2 separate regions of the Homo sapiens genome follow, and region 2 is linked to region 1. A link is an interaction called in ENCODE POLR2A ChIA-PET data of the cell type or tissue named here. Cell type or tissue: MCF 10A. All regions are shown on one strand.

Region 1 (8,000 bases):
AGGCCGAAGTAGGCAGATCACGAGGTCAGGAGATCGAGACCATCCTGGCTAACACAGTGAAACCCCGTCTCTACTAAAAATACAAACAAATTAGCCGAATGTGATGGCGGGCGCCTGTAGTCCCAGCTACTCAAGAGGCTGAGGCAGGAGAATCGCTTGAACCTGGGAGGCGGGGGTTGCAGTGAGTTGAGATCACGCCACTGCACTCCAGCCTGGGCAACAGAGACAGACTCCGTCTCAAAAAACAAACAAACAAACAAAAACAACTTCCTGCGCTCTTCTCCCCTAGGCCCAAGCAACCGCCATTCTACCTCCTGCCTCTGTGAATTTGACTACTCTGGGTACCTCATAAATTTGAGGAAGTGGCTCTATCATGATTTAGTTAACTGTTCTCTTAGGATTGATTACACAGATTGTTTCTGATTTTTCCTTATTATCAGTAATGTGGCAACAAATATATTTGTGCAACCAGTTTCTTTGTGTGGTTAGGATTATTCCCTTGGGATTGTCAGAATCAAGAATTACTGAGAAAAAAATAACCTGAACATGTTTAGGTTTTTGATGCATATTATCAGTTAGCTATCCTAAAGGATTTTAGTGGTTTATGTATTGCACCTGAAGCATTATATTAGCAATGTATAAACTTGCCTGTTTCTCTGTAAACTTACCACCACTGGCTTGTAAAAAAATGCATTGCTAATTTTTTAGGCAAAAATCGATACATCATTGTTAGACTAAAAATTTGTTGTGGCAACTGGAGTTTAGTGGAAAGAGTGCGGAACTTGGAGTCAGATCTATTTTTGGAAGTTGAGTATAGAGCAAAATGTCCCCGGAACTGAAAGGAGAACAAATAGCCACTCTTTTGAGCAGTTAGGCCCTAAGTGGGCTGGAAGAATGAAAGGAAAGGGAAGGAAAAGAGACTGATCTTTGTATACTGGGCACTGCCTTAGGAGATGGGAAGTTAAAGTCAGTAAGGCAGTCCCTTGATCTGTTCACAACTGAATAGATTGTGAAAAACAAACAAACAAATACGCCATTTTACAGATGAGAAAACTGAGGATGGGAGCTATAAAATAACTTTTGCAAGATCATACAATTCATCAGTAATGATATGAACTGCTAACAGCAATATATAGACTGCTAACCCCTAGCTAGACACTGTGCTAAGTACTTCATAAAGATCATCTCATTTGCTCATTACCTCCCCAAATCCCCATGAAGCTGGTCCTATTTGTTCCCATTGTATAGACTTCCCAGCATCACAGAACCCAAAGCACACTTGGGCAGCCTGCCTCTGCAATTTGATGCCAAGGCCTGTATGCACACCCTATCGTCTCTCACAGCACTGGACACCCCATTGCAGACAACACGGGGGCTCCTAAATGCCTCCCTCTGTTTGCTCCAGGCTGTTTCCTCTTCTGGAGACACCCTTCCCTATCCCCCACCCTTTTTTGGACTTGGCTAACCCATTCATAAGGATCAGCTCAGAATCAGCCCTGCCCCCTGCACCCCTGCCTCACCACATGCATGCCGTAGGTGTCCCTCTTACATGCTTTAGTGGGTAGACCTATTGCAGCACTTGTCCCACTATAGTGTCATTGCGTATGTGCCTGTCTCCCCAGGGAGATGCCTTTCAGATTATAGGCTGTGTTTTTATCCCAGTATTCCTTTACCTTAGCACTCCTGGCACACAATAGGCCTCAACAGGTGTTTGTGAATGAATGCTGTCTGTCATTCAAGCCCAGATTTGACCCATTCCAGAGACCGAGACTGAGGAATTTCCAGCAAAGCCGAATAAGGCAGAGTGGGAGGATGCACCGAAGCTGGAGCCCTGGGATCTTCTCCTGGGGATAACTCTGCAATCTCTTGAGCCAGCCTGAGATTTTCCATTCTCCACACCTTCACCTTGAGACCAATAGGACTTCTCATAAAGAACCTGGGGTGCTCAGGAGGGAGACTCTATGGAGGCACAGAACCTTCAGCCTGGTGGGAGGGCAGTAAATTAAATTTCTCTGCTAACAAGCTCATCCCGGAACAGCCTCCCCTACAGACTGGTCCTCTGGGAATAGAGACCTGGCTGTTTTCTTTTTCTGCTGTCATAGCCAGTTGCTGGCTGAAAGTGCAGGAGGCCCAGGAAGCTGCTGGCACACAAGAGGAAAGAGAATGGGGCTTGGGGATGGGGGTGAGGGGTTCAAATGCTGCCTAGAACCTGCCACTGGCAGGTTCTCCAGGGAGGCTGGGGAAGCCTTCTAGACCACAGACCACCAGGCCCAGGGCGTGAGATTCTAACTTCCCTCAGAAATGGGCCCACACAGGCCAGGTACACTGGCCCACACTTGTAATTCCAGCACTCTGGGAGGCTGAGGTGGGAGGATCACTTGAACCGAGGAGGTGGAGGCTGCAGTGAGCCAAGGTCATATCACTTGTACTCCAGCCTGGGCGACAAAGTGAGACCCTGTCCCTAAAGCAAACAAACAAACCAAAACCTGTCAGTGACTTACTGTTTGATATCCTGGTCATCATTATGGGAAGAAACAGAATTCTTGGTGTTCCTTACTCTAATTTATCTCTGGTTTAACTTTATGTTATGGGGATGTGGGGGCAGTGAGGAAAGCACCAGTGTCTTTTTACGGCCCAGGACATCCTAAGTACCTTACCCCAGTCCTGGCAAGCTTGCAGGACATGCTAAAGATGGGAGCCTTTAGTTGGCATCGCTTACTTGGCCTGGGATGAAGTCTTGACCTCCCATCTGGAGCTAAATGTCCAAGCCAAGGGGCATCTGGGGGTGGGACTGCCCTTTGCCCAGCCACGGCCTTGTGGGCTGATGGCAGACAGTCATGTTCTTATGAGCCACTTCCCCCAATGGCTGACATTTCATCTTTGGAGAGGAAAGCTACCAGAGTCAAAGAGGGAGGCGGGTAAGAGAGGACTAGGCTATACCTTGCACGATTAGTCTTTCATAAGTAGTGTTTAAGGATCAGGATGAAAAATTAAAAAAGCAAAAAACAAAACCAGCAAGCCAATTCCTCTCAAGAAACTTCCCTGAAAGAAAAGGGAGGAAATCAATATTTAATTCAGACTTCATTGATTTGCAGTTTGGGTACCACACTCAGCACTCGATTCTGTCCCGGTTTCCCAGTAAGAGATTATGGAGTCCCTGGCAAAGGATACTAAAGGGCCTGAGGGAAAGGCAGCGCCAGGGAAGAGAAGCCGGGAACTTTGTCTTGAGTCAACTTTCCCCAGCTGCTCCCTGCCCCAGTGTGGGGCACCTCCCCTCCCTGAGGGCTTCGCTGAGCTGGGAGGGATGAACCAGGCCTTCCTTGGCCCACTCCCCTGCCTCTGAGAAGAGCAGCAGCCAAACCCCCCCTCAAAGAGCTGTGTGCACTTGACACAAACGTGCACTCTCTCTCTCTCACACACACACACACACACACACACTCACACACCACTCCTCCACTCACATACCACACCTACAGACACTCACATAAGCTCACACAACACACACACTCTCACACACACTTGCACACCACTCCTACACTCACATACCCACCTAGACACACTCACATAAACTCACACACCAAACTCCCCCCCCACACACTCTCACACACCACTCCTACACTCACATACCACACCTACACACACTCACATAAGCTCACACACCACACACTCACACACTCACACACCACTCCTACACTCACATACCCACCTAGACACACTCACATTAGCTCACACACCACACACACTCACATTAGCTCACACACCACATACACTCACATTAGCTTACACAGCACACACACTCACATAAGCTCACACACCACACACTACATTAGCTCACACACCACACACACTCACATTAGCTCACACACCACACACACTCACATAAGCTCACACACCACACACTACATTAGCTCACACACCACACACTCACATTAGCTTATACAGCACACGCACGGCACACACACTCCCACACACACACCCTCTTACGTACATTCACATACACTCCATACCACATACACTACACACACATACACCACACACACACACACACAAAATGCCCTAACTTTACTTAACTAGCCTAAAAAAAAACCCCTAATTTTTCAAAGATACAAACTGAAGTATCTAGGAATGAAAAATCATACCTGTAACTTACTCTAAAATACTTTGGAAAATAAAAGACCAAAAAAACTTAGCCAGGAAACTTCAAAAGTTCACAGTTCTTTTCTTTTTCATTCCTCAGGCCTTCTAGCTAATCTAAGCTATCTAAAGTCTAGTCTAGGCTGCGCGCAGTGGCCAGACCTGTAACCCCAGCACTTTGGGAGGCCGAGGCGGGCGGATCACTTGAGCCCAGGAACTGGAGACCAGCCTGGATAATGTGGCGAAAGCCCTACAAAAAATACAAAAATTAGCCAGGCATGGTGGTGCATGCCTGTAATCCCAGCTACTTGTGGGGGCTGAGGCAGGAGGATTTCTTGAACCCGGGAGGTCGTGGCTGCCGTGAGCTGAGATCATGCCATGGCACTCCAGCCTGGGTGACAAGGGAGACCCTATTAAAAAAAAAAAAAAAAAAAAGTCTAGCCTAAATCCATGTTGTTGCAAATGAAGCATGTGCCATTCTGTTCCAACACTGGATGGCAGAGAAACTGGCTGCTCACCCCCCCACCCCACCCCCACCCCAATACCCAAACAGATGGGAAGGCAGTGACTAAATGCTGGAAGAAAAATTGAATATCCCCACGAACACATGGCCAAGCTATCAATCAGCCACTCATCAAATTCTGTGGCAGAGCCGCCCTGCTGGTGAGAGGGGCATGTAGGGTGGGACAGTAATGACAGAAATATGGAGAAGTATGATTTGAGCACCTCAGCCTTCTCTGTCAGCATGCAGTCTACGTGGGGAAATAAGCTCAGAGCACCCAGGATCAGAGAGCTCCAAGTCAGCAATAAATGGCCTAGTGGGTCAGACCATGATTTTTTAAAAAATTAATTAAAATAAACAACACACAAAATTCTCTCCTAGCACTTCAGAGCTTATACAATTTCCAATGCTCTTCTCCATCTGTTGCCTTAGTTGGTTCTTGTTGAGAATACTATAAAATGGTTATGGTTGGAATTTTGTGTCTCCATTTTACAGATGAAGACACTGAGGCCCGGGAAGTTGTGTAAATGAGCAGCATAGAGTGGTCAATGGCAGGGCTGGGACCAACACCCATACCACTCCCACATGGCTATTCTTTCTTGCAACTTGAGAGGGCTTCTGGATACGCCACCCCACCGCCACCACCGTGAGCCCAGGGCTCAGAGCTGGGCAAGCTCTAGGCAATCTTCCTGAGCTTTCTTCCTCTCTCAGCCCAGCAGCAGATGCAGCCAATATCCAACTACCCAATCCTTCTCAATATCTATGAACCCTCTCAGTGATCTGCCTCTGATCCCCTCCAGCACACAGAGTTTGTGTAGGTGAATTTGTATGGGAATGTATGCAGTGGAGACAAGAGTCTGGAATCCGAAGGCCTGGGTTTTCAGTCTGTCTCTATGTTCAGTTGGCTGTTCTACCGTGGAACCCCAAGTCCTCTTTTTGGCCCCACTGGTTCCTCTGTTCTTCTCAGGTCTCCTTTCTAGCCTCAGGAATGTGCCGAAACTCAGAGAACTGCTTGTTCTCTGAAAAGCTGCCACCACCCACACATCCCCTGGGGTTCTCCTCTTTCTGTGCAGTAGGATGCTGTCCCCCCAGTTCTCGTTTCCCTGCTGCCCCCATGCAGTAGGATGCTGTCCCCCCCAGTTCCTGTTTCCCTGCTGCCCCCATGCAGTAGGATGCTGTCTGCCCAGTTCCCATTTCCCTGCTGCCCCCATGCAGTAGGATGCTGTACCCATTTCCTGTTTCCTTGCTGCCCCCATGCAGTAGGATGCTGTCCCCCAGTTCATGTTTCCCTGCTGCCCCCATGCAGTAGGATGCTGTGCCCCCAGTTCCTGTTTCCTTGCTGCCCCCATGCAGTAGGATGCTGTGCCCCCAGTTCCTGTTTCCTTGCTGCCCCCATGCAGTAGGATGCTGTGCCCCCAGTTCCTGTTTCCCTGCGCCCCCATGCAGTAGGATGCTGTCCCCATTTCCTGTTTCCTTGCTGCTCCCATGCAGTAGGGTGCTGTCCCCCCAGTTCCTGTTTCCCTGCTGCCCCCACGCAGTAGGATGCTCTTTTACCATTTCCTACTTTCTTACTGCCCCCAAAAACATGTAGATAGGTGGTTCCCCTCATCAGGAGTTCACTGCTCATTACTCAGGGGAATGGATGGGAGATTAAATTATCAAGCAAGGGGAAATGACAAAGGTTCCAAAATTTGTGACATGTACCTAGTCTTGGCCCCTCTTGTGTAAAGTTCTTTTGTTATTTTTATTTATTTTTTAAGAAAAGACAGGGGTCCCCATTTGTTTTCATCATCTGATTTTGTTCACCCAAGTGGGCTCTGTGACTTCCACCATCTTTTGGCCATCCCTGTGTTAGCAAAGGCCGCACTGATTCCTTTCCTCCTGCTCGTCCTGCTTCTCAGCACTTGGGCCTAAAAATGCAGGTAAGGCAGAACAGTTCCTGTCCTTCTAGCTGATATGGGTTCACTAGCTCTCTGTCTCACCCAAAAATGATACTTTCTCAGCATTTCTGCATTAGCTTGTGGCCTTGGCCAGGGCTCCTGACCACTCTAAGCCCAGGATTCCTGATCTGTGAAAAGAGGCCAAAAATACCTCCTTCCCAGTGTTGAGATAATGGACTGAAAGTGCCTTGGACATTGCAAAGGGCAATTCTATCGTGAACTTTTTATTGTACCTAAATAAAAAAGAAATGATCAATGCCTCTCATTAATAGCTATAATTTATTGAGTGCCAACTAGGTGCTGGTTACTATATTTAGTGCTCTACGTACATTATTGCAAATACTCTCAAGAACAGTAAGGAAGGAATGACCCCATTTTATAAATAAGTGATCTAAAGTATTCAACTAAGTGGTAGAGTTGAAATTTGACCCTAGGTGTGTCTGCTTGCAGTTTGTATTTTTCCCTACCCCAATCTGTGTTTTAAACAAACCCTATACCACACACAGGCTTCCGTTGCTATATTTATCACATTATATTTGTGATATCACATTGTGTGTGATACATCATTGTATCATGTACACATGTACACCTTGTATTATTACACGTGTGTGATACACATGTGTATCACTTTGTAATTTGCTTGTTTATAGGTTTCTCATCTAGGAGACCATGCCCTGGTGGTGGCCCAAGACTATACATCTTGGTCATTTTTGTAGCATCGGCTCCTCTATGGCTGTCACATAATAGGCATTCAGTAGGTGTTAGTGACTGATTTTATAAGTATAGCTATTCATCCAATCTGATTTCCTCCTCACCCTCTTCAGAAGCCCAGTTTAGAGGTGAGGAGTGGGGGGCTGAGAAATAGAGCATGCAAGCCCTTTGCCATTCTCCACCTAGGGGGCTCTAAATCCAGAAGCTGTCCCCAGAAATCTGCCTCCTCCCAAAGTTCTAAGAGCTCATACATATTCATAATAGGCAAATACACTGAGAAGATATATTTATTTTGTTTACTAAACTGGCATCTCTGCAAATTTATAGCAGAAAATGACTAAGTCTGTTTCCTTGTGTGCTTTCATAGCCTGAAAGTTGAATTGATGTTGCCTCCAAGACTGGCAGAGTGAGGAGGCAAGAAAATCTGGGCCACCACCCGCCCAGAGCTAGCCCAGGGAGACAGGGACACATGACTGTTCACAGGCAGCCCTGCCAGGGAAGATGATGCCCACTGCGGTTTGGGAGGCTCAACAGATAACACTCCTCTATTCTCTACCCAAGGGGGGAGAAGAAACAAAAGGAGAGTTAGACCAAAGAATTACAAAGACGGAGATAGAAAAATTAAAAACCCCAAACTATTGTACTTATTTATTTTTATTGTTTTTTGTTTGTTTGTTTTTGTTTTGTTTTGTTTTGAGACAGAGTCTCGCTCT
Region 2 (8,000 bases), 770 kb after region 1:
TAACTAACATATCCTTCTTCCTAGAAAGAAAAATCTCCTGGCTCTAACATTTGTCTTTGATGTGACATTTAACTCCTAAACACTACCTTCTGGTAGGAAAATACATGGATACATGGAGTGTCTAAATGTAAATTTCTCTTGTTGGAAAGTCTCAAGACAAAGACTAATCCTCGTCCCCCTTTAAGTTTTCTCTTTCCAACAAGAAATTCTACTGGGTGTAAGGCACTGGGCCTTAGCACATGGCTACAAAGGACAAGGTCGCTGTCCTGGGGGAGTTGATATCAGGCAGTCTTTTCTCCTGTTCACCTGGGGTAGAACTGTTTGGTTCCCCAGTTGGTCAGAGAGAAAAGGAAGGATGGCTGGGAAGTCACAATGCCTGGATTAGAATCCTGACTCTACTCCATACTAGCAATGGGACTTTGGACAAGTTATTCAATCTCTCTATGCCTCAGTTTCCTCATCGGCAACAGGGGGGGTGGGTAACAGTTTCTACTTCATAGGATTTATTGTGAGGATTAAGTGACTTAATTCACATAAAATGCCTAAAACGATGCCTGTTACACGTTCGTGGTTATCATTGTCTCAACCCCCCAGCTTGTGGAACCACCAGAAACATCGGAACTGAAATTCAGTCCCCTCTACATTGCTAACTATGAGCTGTTTCTTATCAGAGATCCAAAAGGATTTAGGGTTCTTTGCAGGTTTTGGTTGCCCAACCTCCACAAGGTCCATCAATGTGAGTGATAGAGGGAAGACGGCATCTTGATCTAGGACCCCTTTGCTGTCCTCCCCCTACTCCTCATATCTCTCCCCATTGACTTGCCTGAACCTCCACACCTTTCTCATGGTTCACAATTGGCTCTGGTCCCATGGAGCCAGTAGTTGGAAAAGAAGAATCTAGAGGAGTGCTCTTGGGCATTTCCACAAGTAGTCAGACATGTGTCTCTTCTCCTCAGGGGTTCACTTCGATGAAGAGCAGCAGCCAGTCAAAAATGCTTCCAAATCCCATAGAGCCTGGCCCAAGCCCTTGTCTTCTCATGCAAAAATAGTTTCATATTCACTAATTCAATCCTAACCTAAGCAAGATGGTGGGCCTGAGTCTTCCTTGTGAGCCCCAGATGGAATGAGGGACAATGGATGGATTCAGTTACATCATGAAAGACTGAATTTAGAAACAATGAGCTTTCCAACAGTGAGACTTTTCAATGTTGACTCCCTAGTGTCAAATGGAACAATCAAACCATTTATGAAAGACTTTACTAAAAGGGTAGAGTGGTACCTGAGGAGGGGTCGGGGACTGAATGGCCTTCAAGGTCCAGGTTCCGGGTCTTTTCTGCACATGGAGAATGGCAATGACACACAGCCATGCCCCAGGTTCCATCAGTCAGACTACCCTGCTCCTTGCTAGGCCTTGCCCGTCCTCATGCCAGGCAGGAGAAGAGCCAAGCGAGAGGAGTTGGGGTGTGTAAACTCTCTAGGCCAGACTCCCCTAGGCTTGGAGGTCCAAGAAGGGCTAATGTGCAACAGAAAGTACTAACCCATTTCTAGAAACTGGCCCCATCCCTAGATCCATGGTTAAGGAAATAACCATGTGCCTAAACCCTACCCACTCTTGTGGTTACATGGGGTAGCCACCTGATCTCAGCTCAGCCAAAATCCCTCCCCAGGGATGGGAACAGAGATGGAGAGAAAAAAGAGGCCAGCCCTTCTCCAGGCAATTCTATTGGTGATGTGCACAGGAAGGAGCTGCTTTTCCATCTTTTCTTTCCTATAGACTGACCAGGAAGCTGAAAGTCCTCTCTGCAATGAGAGAAGTGAATGAGCCAGCACACAGAGAGGGGCAAAGACCATATCTGTGGCATTCAGCTTCTTGCTTCTAGTCCATTCTTGTGATCCAGCCATTTCTTTGACCTTGAGTTCTGAGAGACACCCCAGCTCCCTTATAATTAAATCCCCTCTGGGGCTTCAGCTGCTTTGAGTAGTCAGTAACTTGTACCCAGAAGTCACAAATTAATCCCAGAGGAAGGGACAAGATAATTTCCAGAGGACCCAAAGTCTCCATCTAGACTTTGCACACATGGTTGGTATGAGGAAGAAAAGGAAAGCAAACAGGAGGAAGAAGGGAAAGCACTGGGAATTTTGTCTAAAGACAGCAGAAAAGGGTGCTGGGAGGCTGTCACCAGCCTAGACACCAGGCCATCTGAGAGGACAGGAAGAAAGAGGAGGGTCAGAGAAAGCAGGTGAGCTTCCTACTGCCCAGTGCAGAAGAGCCCCTGGGATGTTTAAGAGGGAGCTGGCAACAGAAGTGGGGTGTGTCATATAGGTGAGCTAAGGTCCATAGGGAAGGTGGCAGGGGAGGACTGCTGACCGAAGGACTCAGGGAGCTCTGAGCCGGCAGCCAGCAAGCTGACACAGCTTTGAGACATTTTCCCAGAGGACAGCCATTATTGAGGGGAGAAAACATCTCGCATTCTTTCTCCTGCACTTTCCAAAGCAACGTGGGTCTTCTACTGTCTTAGGGCCTCACAGTTCTCTCAGGCTAAGAGGTTTAACCTGCCCCCTCATGTCTTCTTTAGAAAGGCCTACTTCCCTGGCACCAATTCCATGAGCTAATGTCCCCTTTAAGAATATTTTTTGCCCCATCTGTTCTCTAGTTGGCTGGAGCAGATGTTCTTTGTTCCTGTGGAAACTAACCTACCACCCTTCCTAATGGGTGTCTCCCTAGTGAAGCACAGGCCACTCCCCTGCCAGAGCAGCCGGCCCTTCTACTGCTTGGAGTTCACTGATGGCAGGCTCCTCACCACAGAGGAACACCATGGACACATGTGCCTGAATATTAAGAGTCCAGATCTTGCCTGACCTAGAGATGACCCAGAAATGGCAGCCGCCATCTGACAGTACTTAGAAGATAGAAGAGGGAGGTTATCTATGCCATTGCCCAGACAACAGACCAGGGTCCATCTTTCCAATGATGTGTTAACAGCAGGGTGCATCTTCAGCAGATTGAATTAGTGCTTCCTTTGACTGTTTTTTCATATCACTAATGAAGACCAGAGAGACTCCCTAATTGAATTCTCCCTATTTCAAGCTGCTCATCACTCTCAAGCTTACCCAGGGCTCATGATCCTTGAGGACAATCCTTCTCTCAAGACAGGTCCCCACTCAAGGGAACACTTCTCCAGCCATGCAATGCGTGGGGAAGCAGGAAGCACTGTGCATTTCACTGGCTCTGTATGGGGGTTTCTTCCACTGCAGATAATGCATCTCTCACTAAATCCAACTTGACCCCATTTGTTCTTGGCTCTCATAGCCCCGACAAAGCCAGCTGGATTCTTCTTGTAAGCCACAAAGTTGACTGAAATTTAGCTTCCTCTCTTCTGAGCCATTAGCCTACTGGGATCCCAGAAGTCAATGTATAAATAAGAACAAGCCAATAAATGATCCCTATCAGATGTCCAGAAAGTACCCCCCTAATCAGAGAAGATGTCAAAGTCAGAGCTCCCCGTGCCCACCCTTGAGTTGTCTTCATTCATTCTAAAGAGGTATTACCTTGGAGGAAAAGCCTAGCTCTGCAGGCAGACAGACCTGGATTGGAATGACAGCTCAGCCCACTTATCAGCTGAATGTCAATGGACAAGTTATTGATCCTCTCTAAACCCTAGCTTTCTCATCTGTAAAATGGGAAGACCAATTCCTACCTTACAAGACTATATGAGGCAATACAGAGCCGCAATGCTTTCATAGCATTCCAAAACCTACAAATGTCTGAACTGAAAGTTTTGTCCTAACTGGCAGCAAAACTCAACCTGACTTGAGCATATTTAGCTGCAAACTGCGACCTGAACTGGCAAGAGACTCTTTACAGCCTTTATTTATCCCACTCATGTGACGCTCTCAGTCTGGCTGCAGGATATTAATATGTTTGATTATGGAGCTGCTCCAGATCCTACTGAAGGTTTTATGTAATAAACAATGTGTACCACTTTACCATTCTAAAATCCATAGGCCCCAAAGATTTCAGATAATGAAGTATAGAGCTATACAAGCCACCTCTCTAGCTCCAGAAGACAGGAGTTTCAGCAGAGTCACCAGAGTTATTTAAGCTAAAGATGCTGACAGCGAGTCAAAGCACTTGCCTCATCACCAGTCTGGAGAGTCTCTGGGTTCCTGCAGCCTGGAGCTGGCTCCTGGGAATGCATGTTGGCATGGGACAGGGGAGAGGATTCAAAGAACAGCTCATCAGCCTACAGCAATCTGCTGCATTTCTACGCTGAATAGAGCTGGCGGAGGCAATGTGTTATTTGGTTGGACTTCAGGTATAGACATGCCCACAGAGTCCAAACACGCCACCCAAGTCCCCACCTCATTGGGCTTCCAGCCCTCTCTCCACCCTACCACCACCCCATGGCTTCATCTGTACCACTTACTCCCTAGGGCCATTCCCAGGGGATAAATGACAGAGCTGTGGGGGAAACAGAGAGAAGGGGGGCTTGAGTTTATGAGGAATTGAAGGAAGGAATTCCAATTGTGAGGGGGATGATGATGATGGGACATTAGGGTGAGAAACAAACATATCAACACACAGCCGAACAGGTTTGGCATGTTTCTCCTGATGCTGTTTCATGGCCTCAGGAGGCTTTTAAAATGGGAAACCAGCCCTGGTCAGTAACAGTGAAAAATGTTGGGCAATTCTCAGATCTCTTGGCTCTAGTCGTACATTTTAGGGACTTACTGATGATTATTATGGACTCAACCCACTCTAAGGCACAGTCGTCCAAGTGGACTTCTCAATTCTGACCTTGGACCTGCTATCTTGAGAAGACCTAGTCCATCCTGCCACCTTCAGCCACTTTTCCAACAGGCATACGACTGTTGGGCAGTAGACCTGCAGTTCAGAAAGAGGTTGTGGATGCTTCTTTTCTTGGAGTGATAACATCTACATGAAATTCTTAGAAACGCCCTACTGTGTATCACATGGAGACCTGAGGCATGCAGAATTAAACAAAGAGGATGGTGGCAATCAAATTCAATTCCCTCATGTTACAAATGAAGAATCTGAGGCCCAGAGAGAAGGATTGAGTTTTCCAAGACCATGAAGCAAGTTAGAGACAAAGCTGGCCCTGGAGTCCAGGTATTGCTTTCCATAATCTCACCATGATAAGGAGGGGGACATCTTCAAAAGTCCAGGAATATCCTTGTTGACCTTGCATGTGTCATGTTGCCCAGGCTGGTCTTTGCATTCAGGAAAAGCCATGCTGCATGATTAACGCCTTCTTCCTTCTGGCTTGAACATCTCAGAAGAGATTCTAATCTCTAAGAATTTAGCTGTACTCCCTAATGCTGTGTCCCAAACTTATGCAAAGTTAAGAAAAGATCCTCCTTGGGGAAAGCCTCCTTGGGGAAAGCCACCACTGGAGGGGACCAGAGGTGGGCTAAGAAAACCACTGCCAGCCGGGTACAGTGGCTCACGCCTATAATACCAGCACTTTGGGAGGCCGAGGCGGGCAGATTACCTGAGGTCAGGAATTTGAGACCAGCCTGACCAACATGGAGAAACCCCATCTCTACTAAAAATACAAAATTATCTGAGCGTGGTGGCGCATGCCTGTAATCCCAGCTGCTTGGGAGGCTGAGGCAGGAGAATTGCTTGAACCCAGGAGGTGGAGGTTGTGGTGAGCCGATATCAAGCCATTGCACTCCAGCCTGGGGGACAAGAGCAAAACTCCATCTCAAAGAAAAAGAAAAAGAAAAAGAAAAAGAAAACCACTGCCTGTCACCATCATTCATCTGCCCAACCCTAGGTGGAGCCATCAGATGAAGCACGGAGGGGTCTAACCTGAAGAAGCTCCTCAAGTGGCAGCTATCTTTAATTTACACTTCTTGGATCCTTTTCTTTCTTTCCCCCCTCTGCTAGTTTGAACAGCCCCATGGTATCCATCATCAGTCACAGGTTCAGGCTTTCCTGCATCACCGTTCTTAAGGGCTATGCTGCTGGACTGACCCATCACTATCTAGAAACTGTCTGGAAAAGAAAATCTCACACACCTTGGCCTGGTCTTCCAGATCGGAGCCAATCTTCCCTTTAGTCATTTTCCCTATGCCTCTTTGCCCTGAGAAAGCTCGAGAATCTGCCACCCTCTCACCCTCTCCCCACAGTTGAACAACCTTCCTAATTTAGGAATCTTAACCACTTTCCTAGGCTAGGAGGGCTCTTATTTCAGGACATGAAAATGGGATGAAAAAATCAGAAAGTTTTCTTATATAAAGAAGTCCTGGGTATCTGCTTTTAGGAAAAGTGTCCTAGAATGAACCTCAAAAAAGAGCATCTAGTTCAAGTCCTAGGGTGGTTTCAAACTGAGTTTTTCCTAAAAGCTTTTGCTCATACAAGTCTGCATATATGTGCACACCAACCATGTGTCTCAGATTCTGGCAGCTGGGCACCTGTCTGGGGTTTCCCACATATTTGTTGTAATTCCAGGTCTGAATCCTCAAAAGGTAGAAGACTCAGACACTCTAATACCCCCAGGAGCCTCCAAATTTACAAAAGCTCCAATCTATATTATTTTGGGGTACGGGGGTGGTGGTGAGACAAGAGTCTCACTCTATTGCCCAGGCTGGAGTACAGAGGCGCAATCACGGCTAACTGCAACCTCTGCCTCCTTGGCTCAAGCGATCCTCCTGCCTTAGCCTCCTGAGTAGCTGGGACTGTAGGCGTGTGTCACCATGTCTGGTTAATTTTTGTATTTTTTTGTAGAGACGGGATTTCACCGTGTTGCCCAGGCTTGTCTTGAACTCCTGAGCTCAAGCGATCTGCCCGCCTCAGCCTCCCAAAGTGCCAGGATTACAGGTGTGAGCCACTGTGCCAGGCTTAGCCTATATTCTTGAGAGTTCAAGAAGACCCACCATTTCAAAAATTGATATCAAGATTTTTAAATGTTCTTGACTTCAACCACCCAGTTAACAACATGTTTCTCACACTATTCCCAAAATCCAATCCACAGATCTCCTTGCTCTTTTCCAAAGATAGAAGACGACCTCCCTCATTTCCAAAAGGTGACTGTAGGAATAAGAATGCGCAAGTCCTAATCCCAAAGCCCTGCTATCCCTGCTATTCAGGACAAAGGGGAAGAGGAAGTGAGAGTACATTCCTTCACCGGGGGCCTGACCCTGGAGGTAGAAACCTCTCACAAAGTAAGAATGGAGAAAGACTCAATATGTTTATCAGTTTATCACATTCTAAAGACCCGCAGGGAAAGATGGTAGTGACAAGATCAGAATTCAAGTTTTCAGAAATCTGCCCCAAAAGTGGCCTTATCAGGGACAACCAATATAAGATTGTCAACTTTTAATTTTGCTAAATAAGGATATTTTAAAAGCCTGATTACCATCTACTCTCACCATCAGCTCTGAAAAAGGATAAGCTAGTAAATATTTCAGCACATCTCCTGCCCCTAAAAGATGTCTTCTAATACATTTTGCTTTCTGAAAAAAATTGGTAAATTTTCCCTATTTTTCTTATTTTACCTCAGACTGGTGAAAACTCTGTCACAGACCAAAACTTGGGAATCACTGGGCCAGAAGACAGCTCCATGTCCCTTTTAGCTTGAGCCTAAAAATTAAGAGAAAGATCCTACGCTTTTGGGATTCAGACCTTCTAGAAAACCTGAGTAGGGCAGGTATGGAAGGGAGGGGGAAATTAATACACATACTATTCTTTACTTATATTAAAGGCACTCTGTCAATTACAAGGCACTGAACAAACATTGGTTGTTATTTTATAAAGCAGGTGTCCAGTGAGCATCTACCACCCTACTGAAACCTCTTAAATTTCTGTGAGCCCCTGAATTTTACCATATCCTCGCCTGTTCAAATAATTCAGGGACAATAGAGAAGAAGGCAATCTACTCCAAGTCAAGAATTACCTGAGGAAAAAAAGTATGCCTCTGGTGCGTGGTAGAGAGCATCAAATTGGCAACGTAACAGAGACATAGACCCAGTGA

What was found. ChIA-PET counts read pairs that join two places held together with the same protein. Peaks named below come from ENCODE experiments on the same cell type or tissue, not always from the same donor. Only the 100,000 strongest peaks of a DNase experiment are listed, where the experiment ranks them.
Region 2: POLR2A ChIA-PET joins it to region 1 with 5 read pairs; 1 of 35 experiments calls an interaction of 5 or more read pairs at or near these places.

What each region holds. Positions count from the first base shown.
Region 1 is chr1:203,523,519-203,531,518 of GRCh38, forward strand. All of the region lies in intron 2 of LOC124904488 (a long non-coding RNA gene), which reads left to right. Among named protein-coding and RNA genes, the nearest start is that of OPTC, 33 kb to the left of the region's middle. In MCF 10A, no CTCF peak of the experiment used is centred here; a DNase peak (open chromatin) is centred at 3,213.
Region 2 is chr1:204,297,146-204,305,145 of GRCh38, forward strand. The region is part of intron 1 of PLEKHA6 (pleckstrin homology domain containing A6); the gene reads right to left. Among named protein-coding and RNA genes, the nearest start is that of PLEKHA6, 59 kb to the right of the region's middle. RefSeq lists an enhancer at 6,782-7,402. In MCF 10A, no CTCF peak of the experiment used is centred here; a DNase peak (open chromatin) is centred at 4,256.